3 separate regions of the Mus musculus genome follow, and all the other regions are linked to region 3. The links are chromatin loops, found by intact Hi-C in ENCODE. Cell type or tissue: left cerebral cortex. All regions are shown on one strand. Region 1 overlaps St6galnac3 (ST6 (alpha-N-acetyl-neuraminyl-2,3-beta-galactosyl-1,3)-N-acetylgalactosaminide alpha-2,6-sialyltransferase 3). Region 2 overlaps Pigk (phosphatidylinositol glycan anchor biosynthesis, class K). Region 3 overlaps St6galnac3 (ST6 (alpha-N-acetyl-neuraminyl-2,3-beta-galactosyl-1,3)-N-acetylgalactosaminide alpha-2,6-sialyltransferase 3).

Region 1 (8,000 bases), 160 kb before region 3:
ATCTGGAGGATGTTAATGAAGGGTTTCAGGTGCAGAGGTACGTGTGGTGGCCTCTAGTGGTGGCTGCTCGGTGCAGCAGGTTGGGGGCCAGTAGCTGTGTGGTTGTTTGAGACAGCCCGTGACACATATAGAGCGAGTCTTTCCACCTCAGCCGATGCTCACAGGCACGCCCAGAAGTGTGTTTCCTAGGCGGCTTCAGAGACGCCCCAGCTCTCCGCTTACACCGGACAGAGGATGCCAGGCTCCGTGTTCCTGTGAATTTGGCTTCTTTTTACCAGAGATAATCGAAGTTGGTCGAGCAGTTGTTCCCTTAGCACCACTGTCAGGGAGCACTGACATTTCAGGTCCGTGGACTGTGAAAGCGCAGGTTCAAAGGCCTGCGTCAGCCACCTTGGACTTGGCCTGCTTTCTCATGACATTAGCCTTTGGCCCTTTCTAAGAGAGAAGTGGCACTAGTGGTCCCTAGCACACAGAGCAGGTGACAGAGTAGTGTCACTTTTCATCGCTGAGAGCCACCAGGAATCAGCCAGAGCTTCAGAGCCGTATTAAAATGAGGCTTTCCCCCTAAGGTTGCTTTGGGGTCAGCTCTGGACAGAAATGAACTAGTTCTTGTGTTACAGAGTGGATTGCTAGAAAGCCATGCTGTCTCTATTTCAATCTGGATTTCTTCCAAAGGATTCTAGTTCAAGAGCCTGCTGTGGGCGATAGTACCAGAAAACTGTATAGAGAGGAGTGGGACAGAAGACCAGAGAGGGTGTGTTCCGGACCAGCAATCCTTGCAGCAGCAGACCCTGCTGAGGATTGGAACTCCACTCTGTCCAGGCAGGTGGAAGCCTCTGGGTTATCCTGCCTTGTGGGTGCAGGCTTCACCAGCCTAGAGCCTCTGAGATGGGCAGAGGCACCCACATAACAGAAACTGAGGACATTAGAGTGGAACACTCAGCCCTCTGCCACATTCCTGAGGCCATGAGCTATGAGGGCCCTAGACAGGTGATCCGTGAGGCCAGTGAGACCAGACCTCAGAAGGGAAGCTGGTGCCTCACCACTGGTCAGTTGCTGAGCTGAGGTGACAAGTCAGACCTCCTGACTACGGTTGTAGCCCTCTTTCCAATCGTTACTCAGAACAGAAATGTAGATCCACTGTGACTTATGAGGCAGACTGGATTTGATTCATGGAGCAATGCTTTCCCTTCCACCGTGGGCTCCTTTGTCTTTCTCTGAGTGAAAAATTGTCAGAGGATTAAATCCTCTTTGAGAGCCACAGAAAGAGAAAAAAAATGGCAGAGTGCGTAAATAATGTCTCTTGAGAAGCTCATATTTTTGGAGGTATTTGCTATTCATGTCTATTTGGCATTGTTGTGTCTTAAGTGTTTACTTGGGCTTCTGGCATTTTGATTTTCCAAGGAAGCTTGGAGTCCATGCCAGAGCAGCCTGAGAGCCATTGTCTCATCCGTGGCTCATTAAGGGCAATGCTATTCAGGATGCTGTGGTCCGGGGCTAAGTTGGGAGAGCACAGCCTCTAGACACTTCATTTAGATGCAAGCCAAGGTTGTTTGTAGAGCAGGTGAGCTCCTTTGTAGATTCAGAGAGGCTCACAGTCCTTTGCGGTTCTCAGTGTGGAGCCTCTGTGTAGCCCGCAGGGTAGACAGTGAGGCTTCTGTGGAGTCTACACTAGGAAGGCACACAGGATGGTGTTGCTCATGGGTCAAACAGACGAGCCCTGTGATTGGGAACAGTTCTTAACCTGTGAGACTGGAAGCCTGGTCAGCCATCTTGTGTCTAGTCATGGCATTTGCTGGTTTGCCATGTCTGCTGGAAGCTCTGGAGGGTCTACCCGATCCTGGTCTGATTCTTAAATGGTTTCTGGATTTTCAGTTCTGTCTTCTTTCTCTGATGCACCTGGAGCCCAAAGGGGAAAGTCTGTGAGCCATCATGACCCTTTGGGAAAGGGACGTTGGTCTCAGAAAAGTTGTCTAAACGGTGCTTTGGAATTCTCAGAAGGGAGGGCCTGGGTCTTAAGATAACGTACATTCTGCAGACACTGGATGCTACTTCTGCCCTGGAATGGAAAGAATATTTCAGCCTTTTCTTAGAGGTGGTTTCTAGTGTCTCTTTCCTTGGGTCTTCTGTAATTGATATGCCAGGACATCAAGCTTTTTCATTTACCTCTCTGGTTAGTGCAGAGCGATAGTGCATCATTTCTTTTGTGAAAAAGAGAAATGATCCTTTTAAAAAATCGTGTGTACAGGATATGCAGGCATGCTTCTTCTAGGTGTGCGTGTGAAGGTCAGAGGGCAGCTCTTGGGAATTGTTTTTTTCCTTCTGTCGCATGGGTTCCAGGTGTGGATCTCAGGTTATCAAGTCAACTCACTGGCACATAACGCAGCCAACCGCCTTCCTTTAATTTGCATTTCTTCGACTGTCTTTGGGGTTGTCTTCTCTGCTGGCCCTTTGGCTGTCACAGGAATAGCTGAAACTAAGTTGCATCTTCCACATTTCTACCTCTCTAGGGCTTGAAAACACATGGGCTTGCCAGAGAGCGTCTGTGAATTAGAATCACAGCATCCCAAGAGCCTGCACGGGGAAGGGATCCAGCCAGGTGTACTCCACATTCATTTTAATAAAACTTGGGGTGGGGCTCCTCTTGTCTTACCCTGTCGTCACAGAGCACCCTGGTTTTACTGTTGATGCGGCTTCTGTCTCATCACTTACCCGAATAAATAATTTACATGTGAAAACTGGTGGCTTTGTTTGGATTAAAAAAAAATTTGGATTTAAAAAAAAAAATTTGTCTTGTAGTGACCTAGACAGGGCATGGTGAGTCGTGTTCCATGTCCTCTTTGTTCTGTTGTCCTGTTCTGTTGTGTGGGAGGCTGACTTTCAGGAAATATATGTATGCATGCATCCACCCACCACCTATCTGTCTGTCTGTCTGTCTATCTATCTATCTATCTATCTATCTATCTATCTATCTAATCTCTTTGTCCTCCAAAGACGGGGTGGCCCTCAGAAATGAGCAACTCTTTGCCATTTTGGTGTGTTCCGTAAAGACTTTCGACCTGGTGTCAAGAGTCGTTGAGGTCCCGATCAATGTCACTGGGGCAGCAGCTTGTGGTCTTCTGTCAAAGGTGACTGCTCATAAGAAGGGAAACAGAACCTGGACCTGTCTGGCCGAGGATAGATTTGTCCATTTCCCGCTGGAATTTTCTGTACTTACAAGGATGGTTTCCTCTGTCGGGCCACCAAGAATGTGAAGAGGAGAAAACTCCCAACTTAATATCCTTAATAGTCACAGGGTTGCTTGCAGTTCTCAGTCCTTACCACAAGAGGGCACTCTCGTCACTCTTAAAGTCATACTTTTGGTACAAACTGGGATTTTGTTTTAGCACAAGTCCCCAAAGTGGGATGCATTTTAAGAACCATCTCTGCACCCCAGCTCCTGCCGTGAAGGAATTCCAGTAACATAAGGACACTCTCCAGCACACTCGGGCTGAGCATAGCGACGCCTAAAAGTGTTGTAAGTTATGCACGTTTTTGTTTAAGCATCCCCAATGAGAGAAGAGCCTACTCCTGGAGCTCTCCTTGGGCAAGCTGTCCATCCAGCCCGCTCCTTCCACTGCACACACTCCTGGCTTAGAATCCATGGAGAATGCTCCCCTGAGGTATGACAAGAGGTGACCGGAAGGGGAGCAGTACTTTCTTTGTTCTCTGGCGGGGAGATTGAGGGAAGGGGTTGGTGTGAGTCACCTGACAGGAGTTTCCATGTAGTGAGAGTTTAAGTTTACCTGACTGAAGAGCGACAGTTTAGTAAAAACACCTGTGATGGTTTGTATATGCTTGGCCCAGGGAGTGGCACTATTAGGTGTGGTCTTGTTGGAGTAGGTGTGTCACTGTGGGTGTGGGCTTAAGACCTACCTGGCAGTCATTCTTCCACTAGCAGTCTTCAGGTGAAGACGTAGAACTCTCAGCTCCTCCTGCACCATGACTGCCTGGATGCTGCCATGCTCTTGCTTTGCGGATAATGGACTGAACCTCTGAACCTATAAGCCAGCCCCAATTAAATGTTGGTGTTAGAAGAATTGCCTTGGTCATGGTGCCTGTTCACAGCAGTAAAACCCTAACTAAGACAGCACCTATTTGCCTTCAGGGCTTTTGGATCACCTGCTGCTGTTGTGTGGAGGGCTGGTCAGGCATTTGGGAGACCGTTTCTCCGTTGGAGTTTGTCTGAGACCTTTCTCGTGAGTAGATGGGGAAATGGATGTTCGAGAGGAAGACTGTAGGTAGAGCAGGATCGACCTCTGATCGCATCCTATCAGGGTCTCCGCTATCGGTGTGATTTTTCATTTCTGGGATCACCCTTGTCACCTGTCTGAGGACATGTGTGTCCCCCACCCCCTGCAAAGTTCCTGTCTGCCACGTGATACCTTTTTTTTGTGCTGCTCCCCCTGGGAAGGAAGAGCTGCCCCCTTCCTCATGTGGGCATTTCACTGCATGGCAGACCTTGTCTTTCCCTCCCTCGCCTCTTTCCCTAGTTGATTATTTATTTCGATTATAGTGGATTATTAGAGGTACATTCTGTACTTTAGGTTATAATCAAATTCTACTCGATTTCATACATTCTGGCTCTGGCCACTGGGAGGTCATGCTGTTGGCCCCCAGAGCCCTTTGGTGTTTTTGCTTGTTTTCTGAACACTCTCTTAGTTTCTGTACTATGGGAAAGTTCAGGTTTATGCTGTGTGTTCCCTGACCATGGGAGCCCCAGACCCTTTCACTGGAGGATAATACTGGGAAGCCAGATCTGGAACCTGGCAGTGCCGGGTGCTTCCTTGTTCCCAGCTGACAGGATAAGGCAGGATAACTGTGCACCAATCTAGATGCATTGGCATGGCGGTTGGTGGATGTGTTTGCACCAAGCTGCCTGCATTTGTCCTAAGGGCAGTCTGAGTTCCTAGCGATGTCTCCCTCTCACCACAGGCCATCCTGGTCACCTTCCCTGTGTATCTGTAACCTTCCCAGAGCAATAACCACCTCCTGTCTCTGTTCCACGCTTGCCTAGTTGTTTTGGGTCACACACTTAGCAGCACCCAGATTGAGAAGGTGCCCCTATGGAAACAGCTTCGCCCACCCACCCACGCACAGCATTCACCACAGCTCGTGCTGCACCTGGCACTGCCGGCCTCCCCTTCACCAGTCCCGTAGGGAGCAGGTTTCCCCATTAGCCACTTCAGTGAGAGCCGTTTCATCCACTGGCAACATAGTGTCCAAGGGTGTGGTCCAGAGATGAAGCTGTTGTGGGGGGCTGATTCTAGAACTCTTGGCTGTCCCTTTGATGTGACAGGATTTTGGTGAGGTGCCGGGCTGTTGTATGTCGTTGGAGCAGTGTCTGTGAAGATGGAGGGGGAGGCAGCTCTACTTCTGACAGTAGAATGTAGGGGTAGGAAAACCCAGACACTTCCCAAAAGACAGAGCATGGGGCAGTGTGAGACACTGGTGCAGGCTCCTCAGTGATGGCAGTAGAGGCTGAAATGCCTCTGAGCTACGGGCAGTGCCTGGAACCAGTCTGCCCCACCTTCACTCATGGGCAGCCTTCTGTAACTATTGGACAAACCTCCTATTTACTCCCTTCTGGATATCAGACAGTGCGCTAGCATAGAAATGATCTGGTTACCAGGACTCATCGAGGGCCTGCTTTCAGGAGTGTCCCTGCCATGAGATGGAGAAACCAGGCATGAAACCAATTAAGCCCAAGCTCAGGCCCTCTGGGACCTCACACTTAGAGAACACTCTAGCCTGTGCTGAGTGCTAAACACAGGCTAACTAGCTCAGTCCTCACTCCAGGTGTCTGAAGGACGCAACACAAGGCCCTGCTTTACAGAGACACAAACTGAAGCTTGGAGGAATTGGGGCAGCACGGGTGGGCCTTCCAGGCACAGTCCGTCGCTGTTAGGATGGTGCCTTGAGAGGATCTGGAAGAGAAGTGCCTTCGGGAATGGCTGCCAGTCGTTTTGGAGGAGGCATTGTGGGAAGTGGTACAAAAAGATGCGCTCCACAGGTGGGAATATTCTGGGGAGAGAGCAATAAGTCTGGAGGCACAGATGGATGGAGGAATGAACTGTGTTCAGGGGATGATTGACAGTCTCAGGTTTTGGTGACTAAACGCCAAAGGTGACCTAGCAGACCCTGGTGGATGCTCTCATGTGGGGCACAAGTGTCTGGATTAGGTTTCAGAAGGAATCTTGTGGCAGCATGGTAGCTCTGGCCTGGGTGTGTGCTAGAATTGTTTGAGGCCAAGGAGCCTCTGAGAAAAGCTTCGGCTATAGTTAAGTGAGCCAGCGTGTCGGCTTCTGAATCTCACAGGGGGAAGGGCCTATCCTGGATAGCTTGAGGGGTTGCTGCTTTACCTACTGAAGAGAGAACTTTCTGGGGGGGTCGCTAGAATCCCACCGCAGTGCCAGCGGATGGAGGAGCGATCTCACCCAGAGAGTAGCCATTGTGTGAACTGTGACTGTTAAGGCCAAGCTAGGGGCTTCACAGGGAGGAGACGTGACGCTCCCTTCCAAGCTCCAGGGAGAAAGTCTCCAGTGTGTATGTAAATAAGCACAGACACACACACAGGCTCACAGGCACAGGAGACACACACACACACACACACACACACACACACACACATATAGACACACGTGCACACACATACACAGACATACATACATATACATACACACACACACACTCACACACACATGGACACACACACACACAGAGACAGACAGACATGTGGACAGACAGACAGACTTGGACACAGAGTCTCCTGAAACCCTGTGCTCAGTGGACAGTGTTGATTGAGACCCTTGTGTCAGCTCCTGCCTCCTGGTACTTGGTAACATTGACTGGTTCTTCTCATCTACAGCCTGCTCCCAGGGCTCCTCTGTGCTGCACACTACACACAGGCTGTGCAAGGCAGTGCAGTTCAAACACCTTCTTTTGTGTATCTGAACTGGCATTTGAAAAACACCAATTTAGAGCGTCTGCATTTTAAGAGGTTTTTTTTTTCCCCCTTCACAGACCACCCCCCCCTTTCATTTAGGAGTGGATCTCATGTAGCCCTGTCTGGCTTTGAATTCTCTCTCTAGCCAAGGATATCCTTGAATGTCTAATCGTCCTGTGCAGACCTCCAGAGTCCTGGGCTTACAGGCATGCACCCCTATACCTGACATATGTGGTGCTGGTGATTAACTCAGGACCCCATACACGGAAGGCAGTCCAGAAACTGAGCAACATACCCAGCCCCTGAAAAGTCACTTTTGTGTAGGGTGCACCCTTTAATTTTTACCTGGAACCTCTGTGTGACTACTTAGTTTTGGTTGGTAACCAAGAGCTCTATAGACAGGTCCATGAGTGTTCTCGTGTTCTCTCTCCCTCTCTTCCTCTCTCTCTCTTCTCTCTCTCTCTCTCTCTCTCTCTCTCTCTCCCTCTCCCTCCCTCTCCCTCCCTCTCCCTCTCTCTCCCTCTCTTTCTCTCTCTCCCTCTCTCCCTCTCTCCCTCTCTCCCTCTCTCCCTCTCTCCCTCTCTCCCTCTCTCCCTCTCTCCCTCTCTCCCTTTCTCTCCATGGAGCTGATCTGTACTTTGGCTCTTAGAACTTCAGCAGAGCCACCTCGGGGTTGTCCCTTCACTTAGACATACAGTGCTGAATGCTGCCCTGTGCATTTCTGTTGGCTTGCCTTTTCTCAGTGTTATTCAATCCTAGCATGTCCATCAGTGTATCAGTTAAATAGAGCCAGGCTTTGGCCAAACAAACAAGCAAACAAATTACAAATCTAGTCGGTAAAGACTGGAAGTGGCCTGAAGAAGTTATTAGAAATTGGCAGCTGTCACTATCAATTGGCTAAAGCCAGTCTGCTCTCAAAGTGCAGGAGACAACTCCTCAGGGAACGTGCTGCCCAGTCTTCTGAAATCTGCTTGTCTGCGTAGTTGTCCAGACTTAGAGATCGCCCGCCACTCTG
Region 2 (8,000 bases), 710 kb after region 3:
GGCACAGCCCACCCCAGCACGGCTCTCTGATGCCAAAGTCTGAAAGAGAAAAGAGTGTCTGAGAATGGTCACAAAACACAAGCTTGGCCATCTTTTCACCGCAGGAAGATGTGGAGGTGACTGACATCCTAGAAGAGTCAGTATTGGATGTGTCTTACTGATCCATCAGACATGAAGGCGGGGCCTTCAGTGTGTGTGCTCCATGTATGTCATCCAGTTTATGGGGCTGTCCTCAGGGACAGCATAGATCCAGCTGTCAGCAATCTGTCTCTTTCAGGACAAAAACTGAAGAGATACAATCAATTCTAGAAGTTCACAGTATGCTTAAAAATAAAAAGTAATAGGGCATGTTTCTCTGAGGGGTTACCACTAAAAATTCTCAGAGGCATGACTTCCCTAGATAAACAGCTACCAAAGCTGTGTCTCCATCTTCCTGTGCGATTAAAGCTGTGTCTCCATCTTCCTGTGCGAGTAAAGCTGTGTCTCCATCTTCCTGTGCGAGTAAAGCTGTGTCTCCATCTTCCTGTGCGAGTAAAGCTGTGTCTCCATCTTCCTGTGCGAGTAAAGCTGTGTCTCCATCTTCCTGTGCGAGTAAAGCTGTGTCTCCATCTTCCTGTGCGAGTAAAGCTGTGTCTCCATCTTCCTGTGCGAGTAAAGCTGTGTCTCCATCTTCCTGTGCGAGTAAAGCTGTGTCTCCATCTTCCTGTGCGAGTAAAGCTGTGTCTCCATCTTCCTGTGCGAGTAAAGCTGTGTCTCCATCTTCCTGTGCGAGTAAAGCTGTGTCTCCATCTTCCTGTGCGAGTAAAGCTGTGTCTCCATCTTCCTGTGCGAGTAAAGCTGTGTCTCCATCTTCCTGTGCGAGTAAAGCTGTGTCTCCATCTTCCTGTGCGAGTAAAGCTGTGTCTCCATCTTCCTGTGCGAGTAAAGCTGTGTCTCCATCTTCCTGTGCGAGTAAAGCTGTGTCTCCATCTTCCTGTGCGAGTAAAGCTGTGTTTCCATCTTCCTGTGCAATTAAAGCTGTGTCTCCATCTTCCTGTGCGAGTAAAGCTGTGTCTCCATCTTCCTGTGCGAGTAAAGCTGTGTCTCCATCTTCCTGTGCGAGTAAAGCTGTGTCTCCATCTTCCTGTGCGAGTAAAGCTGTGTCTCCATCTTCCTGTGCGAGTAAAGCTGCAGAATTCCAGAGGCATTACTATCCCAGAGTGAGCCCAAGGGAACTCTAGGAACAGGTAAGGGTCCCTCAGGAGCTGTCACGTGACCACCATAGAGTGGGCGGTGCATTCCGTGGTGTTTCTCTCTTCTGTTGGTTGTTGTTTGTTGCCCAGGCTGACCTTCAACACCCCCAGGGCTCAAAAATCGACTCGGCCTCCTGAACAGCCTGGACTGTAGGCAAGTGCATCCAAGTCAGGCTCACAGTATATCCTGAAGGATGTCCGAGGGCGGAGAAAGGTTAATAATGCATTGTAAACACCAAAGATTAGAGATGGCATATTCTGTATGGTTGGGAACATATGTCCATAGATAAACAGACCAAGACAGCACACACAAACCTATGAACGGAAGTAATTTCCTTTAGTGGGAACTAACACCTTTACTACTCACTTTTACAATGAGAGGAGGGTAAAAAGAATTAAGCATAAAGTTCCAATGTCATTGCTCTCTGCTTTCTATAACTCAAACACACAAACACAATGAAAGATATATTCTGTGGCCAGTAAACAAGTGCATTAACAATATTATGTTTTAAAGTCAAAAGTTCATTAATATTCAATTTTCCTAATTTTCTTCCCAAATTTACACAAAAGCAACATATTTAAAAACATATGAAAACCTAAGTTTTGCTCCAAGGCTGCAGTCTTCCATTCATTCTTCCTCATACATCCTTGAGTCTTAGAAAATGAACTTCATATGCTTGATCCCATAGGTCTTGAAGAAGACCATGATGATGAGCGCCCACAGCCCCAGGATGAAGCCTCCGGGAGGGTGCCAGTCTCTCGGCTTTGGCTTCTGCAAGACAAGGACAACATGGCCACCTCAGAGCTGAGAACGCAGCAATAGATAATGTATGTGCTGATGGGAGAGCGTTTAGTGGATGAGTTATAAGAGGGCGTGGCCCAGTGAACACCACACTGGGACAGCTACAGGGGCAGACTTCAAATGGGATAACTATCCTGTAAAGGAAGCTCGTGCCGCAGAGGGGCCTGCCCTGGCACAGCACAACCAACCGCCTCCTTCCTCCAAGTCACTCGGCAGGGAAGAGCCCTGCCGAAGTTTATCTCTCCATTAATTTATGCTTTATATGTCTCATCTTCCCTAGTGAACGCTGGCCCGATGAGGGCCCTGCTGCTGCTTACAGGAAGCACTCACACACCACACTCATTAGAGGGTGAGGACACAGTACAAACTACAGCTGCTTACGACCACAGCAGCAACCTTGGTTGTACTTTCCCTTCACAGAGGTGGCCCTGACCATGGTCTACTTCTTTAAAACTCACTGACTAGGGTGATGCCGGCCCGAGACTGTTTCTGGCAGAAACACTCTTTTTCTCTGAACTCTCAAAAGGCTGGCTCCTCCTTCCATGCTCCTATCTACCACATCAGTCACCTTTACCACTCATCTCACACCAGCCTGCTGAGCTCCAAGCCTGTCAGAGTCCAGCTGAGTGTCCTGTGTGCCTTCGTCTAGAGTCCACGTACACCTCTTCTCCCACACACCCACAGTCCACAGCTGAGTGTCCTGTGTGCCTTCGTCTAGAGTCCGCGTACACCTCTTCTCCCACACACCCACAGTCCACAGCTGAGTGTCCTGTGTGCCTTCGTCTAGAGTCCGCGTACACCTCTTCTCCCACACACCCACAGTCCACAGCTGAGTGTCCTGTGTGCCTTCGTCTAGAGTCCGCGTACACCTCTTCTCCCACACACCCACAGTCCACAGCTGAGTGTCCTGTGTGCCTTCGTCTAGGGAAGACCATTCTCCCACCTCACTGTGTCTTCAATAGCTGCATTACGGTTCTGTAACTGAGGTGTGTGCCTACTATGTCTTCATGTGTCAACCTACTGTAATGTTAACCAGGATGGTAACAGTTACAAGCTGAAAACTACCCATTCAACAAATGACCAACAAACAAAGGTTTTAAGTCACTAATTTGTGGAATGATTTATTACACATCAAAGCCATGAAATATAAACACTGAGCTGAAAGAAAAGTATTGACTCTTAAAGCCATAATAAAGACTCACACAGACAGACCCACTGTGGCTCCAATTTCAACAGTGGTGTGTACGTACGAAGGCCTGAGGGGACTGACTGGCTGCCCCACCAGGAGCTCTGCTGGGATGGGCGAGGCCTCACGGACACCGCACAGTGTTTATTCCCACTCTCCGGGCTCAGCATGAAGTACCTGGTCCCCTTGCCAGCAGTAGGTAAGGGGACCCATTAGCGACAGTCAGATGCTGCCCCCTGCTGGACAAGGAAACACCTCCCACTTCTGCTTTTGACCCTAGCTAAACTGACAGTGTGGTTAATCTAATTAGATAATTATGGATGACTGTCCTCCACTGGCACTTCCATTTTGATAGAACACTAATTATAATTTTTCCCTACCTTGCATTTCACTTTTATGAGATGAAAATACCTACTGTTAAAGCTTTTATTAATACCACTCTGTTCTCACTGGCCAATCTACAACTCCTGGGCAGGGGTGGGGGAGTAAACTTTCATTTGAAACTGTTATACATATCACAAAGTATATAAATGTATCTGTAATAACTACTGAGAAGAGCTCATGCTTGAAAGAAATATTCTCTTTCACAATCAGCACTCATCAATCATGTGAGTAAAAGAATAGATTTTTTTTCTTTTACTTACAATAGCGATTTAAAAACATAAGACAGGTAAGGATGCCTATAGCATGAGATGTCAGGTAAACAATTATGATAGTTTACAGAGAGGGATAAGGCTTTAAGGGGAAAAAAAAGAATAATGCTAGCTAATATTGTGGTACTGGCACAAAGCCAGAAAGATGGCCATAGAGAACAGAAAAGGCAGCCACCAGCGTGTGGTTAGCTAGGAGTCAAGAGGATGGGGAGCAGGTGGCTGTAACTTAGATACACTCTATTCATGCATGAACTTACCATTACTAAAGTTCACAAATGTCAATGGGTTACAACAATAAAAGCTTATTATACTTCCTTCACCTTTATCTGTGAGAGAAGGGCTCCAAGCCCCCAGCAAACATCTGAGAGCACAGGTAGTACGGAACTCAGTTTTCAATACAAACATTCTTAACACACACTGTGATGTTTAAATGGTGCAGTAAAAGGTTACTAATATTAATAAAATATAATTATTATAGCAACCTCCTACAGTAGATGTTATATGAATGTAAAAGAAAGAATTTACAGATGCTAGAACTCTCTGAAATCAATGGCAAGGAAGTACTGTTTCCACATTCTTAACACTGGATTAGTGTCAAAGTCAGATTTGTTTTAACTCAGCTCTGGAAACACAAAAATACACTCTATAGTTAAAACTTTAAATAAGTTAGATACAAACACAAAGGACAAAGGGGATAAAATGTAGGAAATGCACACAGTAAAAAGATTTATAAGCCCAAATGCAATGAGTGAGAACAAGAGAGCAAAGGTGGAGAACAGAAACAAATTCCTGAAATACCTGCACTTTACAGAGTATATAAATAAACTTAAAAGGAAATCAATAGGAAAATGTAACAGAAGAAGGGATTAGGCTCAGGGGGCTTCCCCCCAAGTCACAAGGCACAGGGCTAATCAATAAAGGAGATGGGGATCAAAGCTCTCACAAATCTATAAAGGGCTAATTCACTTTCTCTGTCATAAAAACAGTATGCAAATGTTTTGCTCTTTAAAATTAAACTAGCAAATGTTAATTAACAAGGTCAACTTCAGTTTTAGGTCTTTAAAATGTTCCTTCTTCCTCTAGAAGCCATAGTAAAGGAACCCAGAAGTGCTGACAAACGTTCACACGATTTCCAGTTTCACCTCCTCAGTAAACATCAGGAAACAAAAGAAGCTGACGGTGCCATGTAGCTGACCAACACGCTTATAAACAATTTTAGTGATTTAAGAGATTCCTATCCCATGATAAGGAAGTTAAAACAATATGCAAATTGAATATGAAATACAGCTTAGTATTCTATAGCAAAGTATTTAAAGGCGAGAAATATACTAATTTCTTAGTTCTGCTTCTCTGGAGGAAGTAGGATTGTAGGTGGACACTGCTCAACTCGGATTTATCTGCACTTTTTAAAACGTATATGGCTCTTCCGGTCCCAGGCGCTGCGGGAGCCACGGGTTACTTGGCAGTCACGGCCAAGTCCAAGAACCACACCACACACAACCAGTCCCGAAAATGGCATCAAGAAACCCCGGTCTTTTATGAAATTCCTAGGCAAATGGTTGGACCTGGAGGGCATCATCCTGAGTGAGGTAACCCAATCACAAAAGAACTCACATGATATGTACTCACTGATAAGTGGATATTAGCCCAGAAACTTAGTATACCCGAGATATAAGATACAATTTGCAAAACACATGAAACTCAAGAAGAACGAAGACCAAAGTGTGGACACTTTGCCCCTTCTTAGAAATGGGAACAAAACACCCATGGAAGGAGTTACAGAGACAAAGTTTTGAGCTGAGACAAAAGGATGGACCATCTAGAGACTGCCATATCCGGCGATCCATCCCATAATCAACCTCCAAACGCTGACACCATTGCATACACTAGCAAGATTTTGCTGAAAGAACCCAGATATAGCTGTCTCTTGTGAGACAATGCCGGGGCCTAGCAAACACAGAAGTGGATGTTCACAGTCAGTTATTAGATGGATCACAGGGCCCCCAATGGAGGAGCTAAAGAAAGTACCCAAGGAGCTAAAGGGATCTGCAACCCTATAGGTGGAACAACATTATGAACTAACCAGTACCCCACTGGAGCTCATGTCTCTAGCTGCATATGTATCAAAATATGGCCTAGTCAGCCATCACTAGAAAGAGAGGCCCATTGGTCACACAAACTTTATATGCCCCAGTACAGGGGAACGCCAGGGCCAAAAAGTGGGAGTGGGTGGGTAGGGGAGTGGGGGGGGAGGGTATGGGAGACTTTTGGGATAGCATTGGAAATGTAATTGATGAAAATACCTAATAAAAATATTTAAAAAAAAAGAAAGAAAGAAACCCCGGTCACAAAGATACGGAATCTCTTAAGGGGTTGACCCCAAGGTCCTGAGGAACACGTGCTTTGCCAAGAAGCACAACAAGAAAGGCCTGGAGAAGATGCAGGCCAACAATGGAAGGGCAGTGAGTGCATGCACAGAGGTCATCAAGGCCCTGGTGAAGCCTCAGGCCATCAAGCCCAAGATGTCAAGATGCCCCAGCCGCAAACTCAGCGCGTGGCTTTTATTGCTCACCCCAAGCTTGGGAAGTGGATTCGAATCTACATGGCCAAGGCGCAAAGGCTCTGCCAACTGAAGCCCAAGGTTCAATCCAAGGCAGAGGCCACAGCTCCAGCTAAGGCCCAGCTTCAGCTCCAGCTCAGGTTCCCAAAGGTGCCCAGGCCCCTGTGAAGGCCCCATAGGAAAGGCTGCTGCCAACGTGAAGACAGACGGACTGCTGGGACACACCTGCCTACACACTATTTGCAGATGACCAGTGCCCTATGTTGTTACAAATGAACTTGAGGCAAGATCTGTTTTAAAAAGTATATGTATAATGCACAGGCATTTTGAGGAAGGGAGTGTGTAAGGGGAATGCACAGAAAAAACTGCAATACAAGAGTCTCCGGGCTGGGAGAGCTGGGGTTTGGAGCTGCAGAAACCCACGTGATGCTGGCTGTGCCGCCCATGACTCGACTCCAGTCTCAGACAGCACACACGGGCATCCTCGCAGCAAGCCAACGGTTAGCCAGAGCTTCTACTTAACATGGGTACCGCGGAGGGCGGAGTGATCCGAGCACATTCTCCGTGTGTGTCCACTGCTGCTCCTACCATCTCAGGATTGCTATTTTAATACAACTCCATGGAACATTCTGGACATCCCTACAGCCCTGTGACAGATCAGTACCTCAGAGCATTTTGTAGTATAGCTGTATCTGAAGCAAGCTCCTATTAAAATATTCTTTATAATTTCATTCATGTGCATTAGAGCATTTCCTAAAATGACTAATTTTATACAGTTAAGGCCCTCTCCAGACTGCTGTTAAATACACTCTTCTTTTATTTTACCTACAGAAACATCTCCAACACAAAGGTGAACGGCTTACATAAAACACAGTGTCAGGGACCAGCACTCAGAAGCTCAAGGGCTCCCAATTATCACAATGTCTAATATTTCACATGAAAGAGCTGGGTAGCTAAGCAACGCTACACTCAGAGTTATGAACGGTTCACTCCCCCTTTCATGTTGCGAGAAAATTACCATATAACTTCAAAACACTTAGAGTACAGAACTAAGTATTAAATTTATGTAAAGACTAAACAGGATTTTTGAAATTATACATATTTATTGCTAAGCAAAGAGAAAATTACCAAAATTTCACCAAGATTCCTTTCTAAGAATAATGAGAGTTAATTATACTATACTCTAGAGAAACAAAATTATAAAACAATCTACCAAGGTTACAGTTACAATACTTGAGAAAATAATTGGTTTCCACTATCTACTTACTATAGTTTATTTGTATTTTCAATGTATTGATTCCCTTTACATAAAACCTAACTTATATTTTTAATATGTATGATGGTTTTGCCTGCCTGTATCACTGCAGACCATGTACACGCAGTGCCCACAGGGCCAGCAGAGGTGGTTGAATTCCCTTGGGACTGACCTTGAACACTTCTGTGAGTTACCACATAGGTTCTAGGAATCCAACAGGGGTCCTCTGGAAAAACAGCCTGCGATTTTAATTTCTCCAGCCCCCATGACTTAAAGGCTTCAAATCACATTAATAGCATAAGGGAAACCATG
Region 3 (8,000 bases):
TTAGCCCGCTTTCACTGTTTTACAGAGCCCAGGAAGTGGGCCTGCCCACAATTAAAATGGATCTTCCGACACTAATTAATGTAATCAAGATAATCCCTCACAAGCAGGTGCAGAAGCCCACATCCCACAAGAGTCTATATCTTGTTAACGATTAAAACTAACAGTTGCAGGCAGCGGCCTTCCTTTCGGATTTTGGGGAATAATTCAAAGCCCCGGTGTATTTCTTTAAAGATCTGGTAGACTCTTCAGGGAATCTATCCAGCTCTGGGGTTTTCTTTGTTAGAAGAATTTCACCATTTCAGTGTTGTCACTTACAGAGACGTGCTTAAGCTGATATCCTCCTGGTTTAATTTCCATTGCTTATAGGTACCTAGGAACTAATCTCTTCTACTTTCTCATCGTTTTTAGAGTCTCCCTCATGGTCCTCTAGATTCTGTTTCTGTTGCAGTGCCCAAACTCCATCATTAATTTTAATAAATTGGGTCATTTCCTTCTTTTGTTAGCTTGGTTATGAGTTTATGGCTTTGTTTATCTATTCAAAGAACAAGATCTCTGTTTCATTGATTCCTTGTATTGTTATTTTAGTCTCCATTTTATTCATTTCTTCTACCATCCTTATTATTTATTTCTACCTAATAATTTGGCTTTTTCTTATTTTTATAAAAATCTGGAAATTTTCATAAAATTATATATTTGAAGTCTGTCTTTTTTTTTTTCCCAGAAACACTCAAATCTATGAACTCAGCATTTTTTTTGTGTGTGTCCCAGTGGTTCTGATAAAGTTGTGGTCTCATTTTCATTTGATTCTAGAACTTTTAAGGATATTCTTGGCTCACTCTCCAGTGACCCACTAACTATTTAAGTGGGTATTATTCAATCTCCAAGCATGTTTTTATAGTATTCCTTGCTGCTCACATCTACATTTATTCTACCAAGAGCTGAGAAACTACAAGAAATTATCTTGATTACTTTCTGTATTTGTTAAGGTTTCCTTTATGCTCTAAAACTTGATTTGTTTTACAGAAATGTTCATGGGCAGCTTAGAAAAAAATGTATGTGGCCGTTGGATCACTAGTCTATAGAGATCTGTTAAGTCTACCTGATCTGTCATACAGTTTAATGTTGAAGTTTCTATGTCAGATTTTTTCTATATAATTTATTGATGAGAGTTAGATATTGAAGTCTTCTACTATTATTGCATATAAACTTAATTTTCATATTTTATTTAATAGTATCATTTTATTAAATTAGATACTTCAGCCTTTTATGCATGTCTTCTTAAATCACTGTGTCTTGTTATATAGATTTGGAACTTTGGACTGTTTAGGTATACAATCCCAGTTTCCAAAAGTTGTCTTTTTCCTTCTCATTTTTCAACATTTGTTATGTTGACAAGAGATTCCTAAGCATTAGTGATCAGGAGACAGTTTTACAGAGAGTCCTTCTGACGTTTGGTCATTCTGTGTGAAGCTGACTTTGTTATATTTGCTATTTTAAGAAACTATTTTAAAAATTATTCTTCTAAAGTCATAGCTGTATGCATTAAATTTTATTTAACGTATTTGATTCTCCTCTCAGAACTTATAAAGGCATTACTTCTTTATTTTTCTAATTATAGTTTTTCATTTTCATACAACCATTCAGGATGCTACAGAAAAATATAACCAACAAGATGTGTAGTCAAATTATGTATGTATGTCATGTACATGTAAATAGATATGCACATACATATAATTTGAGATCACATGTATACACTGAAATCATGTAGGAGTAATGGTTAGTTTTTGATGGGGTAGACCAGCAAGACAGAGGCCTGCTGAACTTTCTGTTTTGAAATCAATGTCTACTGGACTTTCTTCTTGCTAAGAGAACTCAGTCTTTGTTCTCTTGGGCTTCAAATTGACTGGATACAGGCAGTCAACAGTATATAGAGTGTGGTCTAATTTACTCAAAGCCTATCAATTTAATACTAATTTTATCTAAAAACCATATGAACAAAAGCTAAAGAACATCCAGAATAGCATTTGGCCAAAACCCTCGCACTGTGATTTACTCAAACTAACCCCTGAGATGAATTGTCACAGCCCACAGTTCTTACATTGAGTCATGGGATTTGAATGTCCATTGCACATTCTCCTTGGTTTATATAAAGTCACAATTTCATTTGTAAATGAGAAAATAGGCTACACTAGACAATTCTCAAGTCACATGTTCAAAGTGTCAGGGGTGAGTTTTGAACCTGCCTCCAGAGCATCAGTTAAGGCTGGGTGGAAGATAGAGAGGTGGGGAGGAGGTAGGAGAGAGCTTACAAAGGCTAGCACCTTAGTCTGAAGTCTGGATGTTTTTTAACTAAGGGTTCAGCTGCCTGTCACTCTTCCCTGTGGGTCTGTCTTACTTGCTTGTGTTGAACTTCTGAGCCCCGTGGATCTTATATGCAGGAGTGCATTTTGTGGTGCCATTAGGAGCTATGGTGAAGACCATAGCTGGGTCAACTATGCAACTCTCCCTCTGTCCTTTCATAGTCCGGCAGAAATCACAGCTACCACGCCATTCCTGCCCTGCTGCTGATGAACTGACCTCCTGTGTCTCTCCCTATAGTTTTCAAAACCAATGGTGCTATTTTTCGTTATTTAAGTTCTGTTTAAAAAGCAGGGTGATTGTTAACTGTGTTCTTTTCCAGGTTGTACCAACGCATTGGCCCCGAATTCCCTGAATTATTTGTCAGATGGGACAGCATTTTAGAGTGAAAATATCAGTTTTCCTAAATTAGAGAGTTGGTAGGAAATGGCAGTCCGGCTTCTTGATTTTAAACTAGGTTGAGATTGATATCCTTTGGCAGGAATCTACTGAGGATCAAAGTGAAGCAGATTCTTAGGTGATAAGCTCTGAGCCAAAGGGCCCTAATGCTTACTATTGAAGGCCTGGTACCTCAGAGGGGCAAGTCTGTGCATCTTTGATATTCCTGGGAGCCAAACGAACACCAGCTGGCTTGACTGCCTTCAGTACCCCACAACTTTCTTGTTTTCCAGCGATTGGACTGTGGCCAATCTGCTGTCCAAACCAGGGTGAACCTTCCAATTCTCCTTTTCATTAAATAAGGTGCTCTGAGCCTGTTGTTGCTCTCCCCGGTTAGAGTCCAGGGATGGAGTCGCCTGACAGTGGCTGCTGTGCTTGTATAAAGTGCTGTGGCCTTTACAGGCAGGCAGACTTCACAGCATCAGTAATATCCACCATCGGATCTGCCTTAGCATATTCCTGCCACTGGGAAGCATTTATTTCTTTCATTCTTTCTTTATTTTTTTGCTTGTAGCATGGAAGAAAGCATCTTAAATTCTGTAGGCTACATAATTGTGCCCACGAGCCTTCTCTTGCAATGTGTCCTGCCCCCATAACCGTTTTTCTCTGTAAGTGAAGTTAACTATGCAGAAAGCCAATTAGGAGAATTCGCTTAGGATTCTTTCCCTAACTGTCTCTTACAGTGCATTTGGCATTACTGCCAGACAAAGATGTTCAAAATATAGCAAAATGGTCTGTATCGGCCCTTCTACTTTCTACCTTCATGTGTTAGTTGCAAATACCAGTTTTCTATATGTAAAGATGGCACCAGGGATTTGTTTGATTTGCCTCCTTAGCAGTGGTGGGAAATATTTGCACACTTTTTATAATAATTAATGATTATCCACAGATATTTGTTTATTTTTGGTAGGTTTGTATAAACAGTATAACGTTTACTGAATAATTCTGCTGTCTATGGCATCCACCATTTTCAGTAGAGAACAGCCAATAAATGAAGCACAAAGAAACTAAGTAGCTCACTGATGTCACAGAGCTGCCTTCTGTTGCTCATTCCAGATAGACCTCCTCTTCACCAGGCTGGCTTTGTTGTTCTCAGATGATCATAATCTTAGCGGCAGCTTCCTGAGTGCCTCTCTGTGCCAAGTGCTCTGCTAAGTGCCTCAAGTGGAATGAAAGTCATAGCCAGCACTTTCTTGCCAGTGGATCAATCTTATTTACAAATGAGTAAGCACAGGGTCAAAAAATTAAGTAACTTACTCAAGGTTGGGTAACAGCATGAGGGTTCTGGGAAGTGTGACTTTTTTTTTTCCATATTTCAAATCTAGTATCTAGTTGAAAATGAAATCTTGAGAAATTGTCTGGCTGACAGAGGCCATCTTTCAGCTACCAGTGATAGGGGAAGATTAACTCCATCTCCAGCACTGCAGACCATGATGGCTTGCATCCTGTTGGCAGTGTCTAATAGACATCCAAGATCCTAGTGCAAAGAAAATGTAGCTGTTAGATTCCCAATCCTCCATATATGATGGGAAAATGTAGCTGTTAGAGTCCCTGCCCTCCAATTCATGATGGGGCAGAAGCTGACAGGGGAAACTTCCTGCCAACCAGTGATTCTCAAATGGCTGGTAATCCTGAGAGAGAAGCTGGCATTTTGAATGAGACCCTTGTGAACCTGACCGTTGAATGTTCCGACTGAGGTGTGCTGTGTGTGTGTGGGGGGGGGGGGAGGCAGGGGATGAACAGCCATACAGCTTCCTCTCTTGAAGGATTACTTGTTCATGAATTCTGGGAAGAAGACTGAAAATGGAGTGGGTTTTTGCCCCCCTGGTGATGAGCTGTTTCTGCTATGGAATATTGATGAGAAATTCATCAGGCAGACAGATGCCCAGAGAGCCATTTCCAGATGTGTTCCTGTTTATAGTCACTCTGTGGACATGCAATCATCCAATGCCTCCCTCATCAAGGCGCTATGTAGTGAGCACGGGAGCTTTTGCCTTTGTTTCTGTCTCTACAACAACCTGTTTGAGTTCCTTTTAAACCATGACAACTATTTCCTACGTTCTCCGCAGTGTCCCACTTGCATGCTGGACTAGGTGGTCGTTCTTCACCTTTCCTGGTGAATCATTCAATCTGTTCACTGCCTGCAGGTAACAATTCTAACATGACAACATTTGAATCTATTAGAATCTTCATGTTTTCTTCCTGTTATCTTTTCACCTTCAATGGATTAGAGCAGCCCTCCCTCTTAGGAGCTCTACACTTTTTCTTGTGAAGGAATCAGGGTGTATGGGTGACAGATAGAAATGGAGAACTAGCCACTTATTCGCAGAATAGGCTGGCTAGTGAAGAGTTACCACCCCACTTGCCATTGTAGTGTGCCTTTTCTGATCACTCCCCTGCTTTCATGGGGATGCCTGCTTAGAATATCACATGGAATTTTCTCCCTTAAGTGCTCGTGCCTGGAGTTTCCTGGAAGATTGATTGGAACGCAAGGATTTCAGTTCGTGGCCTCCTGTTAATCAGCTTAGAATTGTTAAAGTCATTAGTGCTATAAATTTCCTTGTAGTCTCAATTTCTCTTGCTCAGGGTTAATTCAGTTTGGTGTGGGCAGAATGCCTTCCACCAAGTAAGTGTTTTTAATGGAGCTTTTCCTGGTTAATGACAATGGGGACACCCAAAGGGAACTGGCACTTGGTTCAGAGCTCTGTGGGAGATGAGTGTGCTAGAGTGCTCTCCCTGGGAATCAGCCAGCAGCGGGAGGCCACATAGAATTCATTTCTCTTCCCTGGAGTCTCACGATTGGCTCCCCCACTACATCTACCTTTCTCTCTCTCTCTCTTTTTCCCCCTTGTGTTCTAATTCTGTAAACAGTCTTAGGGATATTTAGAAAAGTTGGGCAAAAGTTGCAGTTGTTTGCCTTGCGTTCATCCCTCTGTGTTGAGACTAGAGGAGGTTCTTTGTGTCCTCTGAAGTCACCTTCTGTGGAACAGAGCCCATACCACTTCCCTGAATAGAAGCAAGACCAGGATGAAGCCTTTCCACTAGGGCAGGGCTGATGATGTCCCTCTGGGCAGAGGAGGAGCTGGCTTTCAAGTGAGAGCTTGTGTTGTGAGTCGGTCCACACATAGTCCCTGAGACCTCACAGGCTATGCCTCTGTCCACTTCTCCAGGCTTCTCTGTCTCTAAACCTTCCTGCTGCGTTGTTCAAGGCTTAAACCATGCAGATTCACTCTGGATTAAACACAGAGCAGCCTGCCCCATTCCTCCACTCTCTGACTCAGCACACTGACACTGCTTATCTCTCGGTCTTTTAGTAAGTGTCCTCTACCTCATGCCCCTGGTGTGCCCCTGTTCTGTGCTCAGCAGCTAGGATGGTTCTAATACTTGACCAAAAAACCCTCTGCCCATGCAAGATCCCCGAGTTTGTGATGGGTTGATTATCCCTCCTCCTTTCTCCTTCCTCCCGTCTCTCATTTTTTTCCTGCCTTCCTTCACAACCCCCACCCCCACCCCCCCACCCCCCCCACCCCCCACCCCCGGTCAGTGGCGCCTGTTCCCTGGGAGAGCCTCGCCAAGATACCTCGGATTCTGTGCACTTTGTTGCTGTCCTCCCTGCTTCTACTTCTCTTTGTTCTTCTCTTGTCTCCAAATATGGTCGATGCTACTCAGAACTTCCTGAGAGAGCCACAGATTTACAGGCTGATCTGGGTCTCAGGAGGGGTGCCATTTGGGATGGCCCAGCTTCATCCTAAAGCAAGGCCATGGTATATTCAGTCACTTATGACTCCAGCTCTTCCAACGTGCTTCTCTCGATGACAGCTAGTTCCTCTCTGACTTTATTAGTTCATCCCAGGACGGTGTACATAGTTTTACTATTTGATAAAAATGCCTGCACCTACATGTGATCCTTAGGGTATAGAAGGCTTCTTCCTAAGACCTCTCTCAATGGAGAGAGATGGCTAAGGATTGTAACACTTTTTCAATGGTGTTTTCAAGAGACAAACACTGCCCAACACAATGTAGATGCTCCAGAAATATTTGTCAAACAAACAAGTATGTCTTACGATTATATATATGTATTCCAGTCTGCATTGGTGTCCACACATCTCCAGTCATGTTGCAAGGAGAATGATTTATTCTTAATGAAAAATATTAATTTTATTGATCCAAAGGAGGATGTAAAATTGTTTTCCTCTTGCTTGCTATTTCCATTTTTTCCAATTTGGGCTAGCCAGCCGTGCCGCAGCTGAACCGATCCCATGGATTTTAATAAGGGCGCATGCTTCCAAGAAGGATAATAAGCAAGTATGGAGGACAGGGTCACATTCCCAGAGCCCTTCTGTCAGGAGGCCAAGATTAAAATGCGTGAGGCAGCCCAGAAGGCCAGGAGGAGGCTGTAATTTCTCACTGTGGATTTCCTCAGAGTGCCATTAGCTTGCCAAGGGGAGCGTAGGGTAGATTGCATTCACACAGGGGAAGCAAGGTAGAGCCGGGTAATACCGAACTCTTGGCATCATTTCAATTATGCATTGCAAGAATAGAACCTTGATCCCAGACATACTTCTCTGAATCATACAGACTTGCCAGACAGGTATTTCCATTGCTAGCGAATGTCCTCTCATTTTTCTCTGTAACGGAACCTCAGTCAGCCTAGAAGCCTCCAATTCTAAACAGTATCTTTTGTTATAACCCAGGCACTTGCTGTGCCATTTGGCTCTTTGTCATCGATGGAATCTCAGCACATTGGGAAACTTATAACGTTCATCCCCTCTGGACTTTAAAATGCCCCCAAATAATCATTGAGCTATTAAGCCCATTGTGTTGGTAAGGAGAATGAGTCATTAAAAAGTAGTTCAAAATAAAAAGAACTAAGGCCCAAACATCTCAGCTCCCTCCCTTGGTAAATACTGGTATGAGGCAGTACACACACATATATGAGAATGGTTTCATTTATCAATAGTTATTGATGAGAGCAATATGAAGCAAGGGAAAGCAGCCAGAGGACTGACTCCAGGACCACGCCCCCCTGAGGCCGAGAGGCCATCCAACCTCCCTCTCCTCCCATGGGACTCCACAGCTGCCTTCCTCCACTGCTCTGTGGGTGATTGAAGGGAGTGCCCAGGATTCCAGCCTACCCAGGGCTGCCAGAGAACAGGCAACAGAGACTCACTTCTCATACATACAGGGACATCTGCTCATAGCTG

The links. A loop is a pair of places that touch in the nucleus more often than their neighbours do. Peaks named below come from ENCODE experiments on the same cell type or tissue, not always from the same donor. Only the 100,000 strongest peaks of a DNase experiment are listed, where the experiment ranks them.
Region 1: a loop joins it to region 3, with 2.6 times the contacts of the local background. A loop is called at or near these places in 9 of 42 quality-filtered maps.
Region 2: a loop joins it to region 3, with 3 times the contacts of the local background. A loop is called at or near these places in 13 of 42 quality-filtered maps.

The regions. Positions count from the first base shown.
Region 1 is chr3:153,650,636-153,658,635 of GRCm38, reverse strand. The region is part of intron 1 of St6galnac3 (ST6 (alpha-N-acetyl-neuraminyl-2,3-beta-galactosyl-1,3)-N-acetylgalactosaminide alpha-2,6-sialyltransferase 3); the gene reads left to right. Among named protein-coding and RNA genes, the nearest start is that of Gm52633, 59 kb to the right of the region's middle. In left cerebral cortex, CTCF peaks have their summits at 48 (motif pointing left) and 3,323 (motif pointing right); DNase peaks (open chromatin) are centred at 59, 1,542, 3,388 and 5,164.
Region 2 is chr3:152,779,400-152,787,399 of GRCm38, reverse strand. Pigk (phosphatidylinositol glycan anchor biosynthesis, class K) reads right to left here. Exons shown (of 11, transcript NM_025662.5): 11 at 1-2,004. The coding sequence ends at 1,888. It also overlaps the pseudogene Rpl29-ps1. Among named protein-coding and RNA genes, the nearest start is that of Gm40181, 27 kb to the right of the region's middle. In left cerebral cortex, a CTCF peak has its summit at 3,456 (motif pointing left); a DNase peak (open chromatin) is centred at 3,441.
Region 3 is chr3:153,489,128-153,497,127 of GRCm38, reverse strand. All of the region lies in intron 2 of St6galnac3 (ST6 (alpha-N-acetyl-neuraminyl-2,3-beta-galactosyl-1,3)-N-acetylgalactosaminide alpha-2,6-sialyltransferase 3), which reads left to right. Among named protein-coding and RNA genes, the nearest start is that of Gm46831, 16 kb to the left of the region's middle. In left cerebral cortex, a CTCF peak has its summit at 3,298; DNase peaks (open chromatin) are centred at 3,317, 3,887, 7,145 and 7,988; H3K27ac peaks cover 457 bases.